2 separate regions of the Homo sapiens genome follow, and region 1 is linked to region 2. Evidence: read pairs that join two places in POLR2A ChIA-PET (ENCODE). Cell type or tissue: CD4-positive, alpha-beta T cell. All regions are shown on one strand.

The links. Peaks named below come from ENCODE experiments on the same cell type or tissue, not always from the same donor. Only the 100,000 strongest peaks of a DNase experiment are listed, where the experiment ranks them.
Region 1: POLR2A ChIA-PET joins it to region 2 with 10 read pairs; 6 of 35 experiments call an interaction of 5 or more read pairs at or near these places.

Annotation. Positions count from the first base shown.
Region 1 is chr16:81,468,536-81,471,035 of GRCh38, reverse strand. All of the region lies in intron 1 of CMIP (c-Maf inducing protein), which reads right to left. Among named protein-coding and RNA genes, the nearest start is that of CMIP, 25 kb to the right of the region's middle. RefSeq lists an enhancer at 705-1,205. In CD4-positive, alpha-beta T cell, no CTCF peak of the experiment used is centred here; a DNase peak (open chromatin) is centred at 945; H3K4me3 peaks cover 881 bases; H3K27ac peaks cover 2,403 bases.
Region 2 is chr16:81,614,969-81,617,468 of GRCh38, reverse strand. The region is part of intron 2 of CMIP (c-Maf inducing protein); the gene reads right to left. Among named protein-coding and RNA genes, the nearest start is that of MIR6504, 4.9 kb to the right of the region's middle. RefSeq lists enhancers at 399-468, 1-735, 689-838, 736-1,579. In CD4-positive, alpha-beta T cell, no CTCF peak of the experiment used is centred here; DNase peaks (open chromatin) are centred at 558 and 958; H3K4me3 peaks cover 698 bases; H3K27ac peaks cover 1,045 bases.

The sequences.
Region 1 (2,500 bases), 150 kb after region 2:
GTATGCACATGTTTGTGCGCACATGTGTGCCTGTGTGCATGTGTGTATGCACGTTTGTGCCTGTGTGCATGTGTGTATGCATATGTGTGTGCCTATGTGTATGTACACCAATCATAACACTCCCTTTTCTTTCCCAAGAAAGGATTTCTTTTTGTACTGATCTCAGGAGTTTCAGGGCTACAGCGAAGAGATCACATGAGGAAGTCAAGAATTGTGTTTACTTACAAACTATATGGAACCAATATTTAATCATTTTCTACTTACAAAATCCCAATTTTGGCTGGGCACAGTGGCTCATGCTCGTAATCCCAGCAGTATGGGAGACCAAGGTGGGAGGATCCCTTGAGCTCAAGAGCTCAAGACCAGCCTGGGAAACACAGCAAGATCTCATTTATAATCTTTTTAATAGCTTTTTTAAATCTCAATTTCCTATGGCTCCAGCCAGTATAACCCCAAGACTCCACCTTCGTGGTGGACTCGAACCTCCAGGTGGCCTGTCAGCAGCGCCTGCTCAGATCCAGCCTTATTTTTAGCACTTTCTCCAGACAACCCAAGGGAAAAGAAAGCTGTTTTGAGGTCAAACTTCTGAAACATCTGTCTCTGTGACCCGGCCTCTGTGCAAACGCCACTACTCCCAGGACATGAAAAGCACCCTGCAGATGCCCAGAACCCCAGCCACCACAGCCAGCAGGCTGCACGTGCAAAGAAGGCTCTGGACCCAAGCTGCCTGGACGGGGCGCCTGGATGGGGCACCTCTTGAACCGCTGGGGCTCTCTCCCAGCATCCCTGCGGCGCCTTTGTCTCAAATGTGGAAGCAGCAGAGAGCTGAGGCCAGGGGCCGCTTTATTTCCCTATTGCTTTCAACATCTTCTTTTGAAATTCTCTTTAAACTGAAACTGTCAAAAGTTGTGTCTGATAAATCTGAAGGTTGTAGAGGAAGTGGTTTGTTCTTCCTCCTGCTCATGATTTCTGCACAAGATAGTACACAGTACTTGGTGAACTGTCAGGCAAGGCAAGAGCTCCCAGTGAGGGCCAGAGGAAATGCAGGAGATCACTGAGGCCTGCTCTTTACCTGCTGCTGCTGTCAGACACCAGACAAGGTCAAGGGTGCAGCAGACAGGAGGACCCCAAAGAAGGCCCTCCTCATCCCTCCCCATCCCATCCTCCAAGACATTCAGGGAAATGTTCAAACAGAACTGGCCTGGTGGCTCTGATACTCCCACGGCAGCCTGGCTGTCGGGTGTTATTATCCCATTTTCCAGGTAGAGTTTAACTAACGTAATCAGAATGTAAATAACATGCTCAACTTAATTTCAATAACTAACTTGCCCAATGTCACACATAGTGAGTTCTCTGAAGAACTGTGAATCCACAGTTCAGGCAAAGCCTGAACTTAAGAAGGTCTGACTCCAAAGCCTGACGTCACCTGCCCTGGGAAGCCCTCTCTGGCCCCTCAGACCTTGGGTGTAGTCAGGTCCCCTCCTCTGTAATCTTGGTAACAGTAGCAATGACAGTGGTAACGGCAGTAATAAGAGCCCTCTGTTTTTCCTGTATACTTTCTCTGTGTCAGACACAAGGCTAACACCAGATGTGCATTATCTCACTGAATCCTTCACAGAAGCCCATGGAGTTGGTACCGCTATCTGCCCCATTGTACTGATGAAAAACAAAAGCTCAGAGAGGTGAAGTTACTTGACCAAGGTCACACAGCAGGCAAGTGGCAGAGCCCAAGGTAGAACTTCCAACATGCTGTTTTGATTACTGGCCTGGGCTGATCCCAGTTTTCCTATACGTGACAATTCTTTGCATTATCTTGGGTCTAGATGCTTCTAGTCCAGAATGACCCCAAGGGCTGCCAGCCCCTTTGGGTTTCCCCACCAACGTCAAAGGTTGAGGGACAGAGGACATTTCCCTGTTGGCAACGAACTGGGCCCCACACTCCTGATCAGCTCAGCCATTGCCAGGTTCTTGGGCCTAAGGTTGATCCAAATCGGGGCAAAGAATTAGGTCCTCTCAAAGCGGAGTAGGAAAGAACAAGACGTTCATGGGGCCTTCCTGTAATTCGGCTTCCATGTTGAAGTCCAAAGTCCCAAGGCCAGCATGCAGGCAGCTCACTGCGTCCGCCCTCCACAATTCCACCAGCCCCCAGCCCACTCAATACACCTGAGGCCTATGGAGCGTGTGCCAGGCCTCACCAGGCCCCTCGGACTTTCCCAATGCTGTGTTCTGCCCAGAAAGCTCCTCCCTGCTTTCTCCTCCTGGCCTGAGCGGACCCATTCTTGGATCAGCAGCCTTCTCTCCAGGGACCCTGCTGCTTCCCACGAGTGCCCACCCTGAGTCACCCTCGTTTGCGGGCACTGGAACCGATTGTCCATAACTCTCTTCTCCCATGCTGTTGTCTCCACACTCCCAACCCTTAGCACAATGCCTGGTACCCAGGAGGTGCCCCATAAGGGCATGCTTCAGGCACGATGCCTAACTGCTGAATGAGAGAACACTC
Region 2 (2,500 bases):
TCCTCTGGCTTGGCCAGGCAGAGGTTCTTGCCCAGGACTCTGGATCTTGGGCAAGTGCTATGGAGATGGGGCAGGGAGAATTCACCTGGGAGGAGCTGGGTCCTGCCCTGCACCTTCCTGCACTGGTGGTGATGGGACTACCACCTGCATGCCCCGACCCCAGCTCCAGGCCATTCTCCAGGCTGCCACCGTTCTTCTAGTACATTCCTTTCCTGCTTGGGATGGCCAGATCCCATTTCGGCTGCCGGCACATGAGAGCCCTGAGGGACCTGCAGGGCCTACTGGCTCTTGGCCCCTTCTTCCTTTTCAAAGTGGACATTCTGATGTGTTTGCCCCGTAGGCATTTTTACAGAAGGAACCAGCATTTCCACAACTGTGGCTTCTCCTGGTCACACCGTTGGTGCTCCTGGCGTCTCCTCTGCCCCGAGCTCACATCCAGATGGTTCTGGCCCTGCCAGACTGGGTCCGGCCCACTGCTGAGTTGTTGGCAGGGATGGCTGACAGATCTCTCCTCCTGGGCCCCAGCTGCCTGGCCTGGCCACGCCCCCTGTGACTTCCTGCTGAGCTGCAGGAGCCTCCAGTCTTAGCTGGGTCCTCGTAGCCTGCCTCTCACAGCAGCACTTGATGTCTAAAGGCCTGGGACGGATTTCTTCAGAGCCACTGACCACAGACACTGCTACACATCAGTCTCTTCTCAGCCCCATCCTTCCAGGCAGAGCCATCTGGGTTTCCAAGCCTTTCCTCCCATAGGAGGGTGTGACCCCCTTCCCCAGCCACACTTGGCTTTCTGGCCACTTCTGTTCCACTCTGGGATCCTCTCAACTCTTGGAGGTCGGTGTGGCAGTCCAGGAAGAAGGCAGGTTTCGGTTCAAGAAGGCAGGTTTAGTTTGCAGATCCCAGCTAAACAGGTATGACACAGGCTGGCGAACTAAGTGCGATGACGCATGTCACTACCAACCACAGACCACGGGTGCTTACTCGGTACCAGGCACCACGAGAAATGCTCACACACACCTCCTCTCCTCCTCAACGCACCCATCTTACAGATGAGGAAGCTGAGGCTCGGAGCAGGCAGTGGGGTGCCTCTGCACACTCCGGCGCCTGCCCCTGCCCTCCCCACACCTCGGCCAGGACCCCATCCCTCCTCCGCTCTCCTGAAGCTTCTGGCGGCCACTTCTTCAAGCCCTCGGCCCACACCCTGAGGCTGGCTGGGTATTTATGTCCCACCCACAGGATTGGGAGAGGAGGCAGGATCCACGTAGGATTAACTGCGACTGCTCCAGTGAGCCTGGTGTTAAAAAAAAAAAAAAAAAAATACAGCTGAATGAATTAATGACATGTAAGGCAAGGCACAGAGATGCCGGGCTGAGGACAGTCTCGATGCGGAACTCTCCTGCGCCTCCTTCCAGGGAGGCAGAGACAGCCAAGATCTCCCACCCACCGCGCCCGGCTCCTTCTGCCCCAGTGCGACGAGAAGGAAAGCTGGCCGTGGTCCCCTCCCCACCCCCGTTTAGGCTGGCTGCACTTTGGAAGAAGGCAGAGGCTTCAGCCATGTTTGTCCACGGTAACAATGAGCATCTTTCCATCAGAAGCCAAAGGGAGTTTAAAGATCACCTGATTCAGGGGGGTTTATGGACCCCTTTGAGAACCTAAAACAAGCTATGGACTCACACCCATGTAATGTCAACATTTATGCACACACACAAAGACACATACACCACACACACACCATACACACACACACCAGTTACACATGCACACACACGACACACAAGGACACATACACCACACACACAGACACATACACACCACACACATACACACACCATACAGTTACACATACACACACACCACACAAAGACACATACACCACACACACAGACACACACACTATACACACACGCACCATACAGTTACACATGCACACATACCACACACAAAAACACATACACCTGCACACAGACACACACACCACACACACACACCACACACACAAATACACATACACCACACACACACCATACAGTTACAAATGTACACACACCACGCACACACACACACACCATACACCACACACACACCATACACACACCATACAGTTACACATGCACACATACCACACACACAAAGACACATACACCACACACACCATACACACACACCAGTTACACATGCACACACACCACACAGCCACATACCACGTAGACACATACACCACACACACAGACACACATACACCATACACACATACACACCATAGTTACACATGCACACACACCACACATACACGTACCACATACACCACACACACATGCACACACATCACACAGACATACATACACACACACCACAGACACATACCATACACACCTCATACACACAAAGACATACCACACAGACACACACCTCACACAGACACACAGATACACATGCACGTACACCATATACACACAGAGACATCACATATAGACACATACACCACACACACACGTCACATATC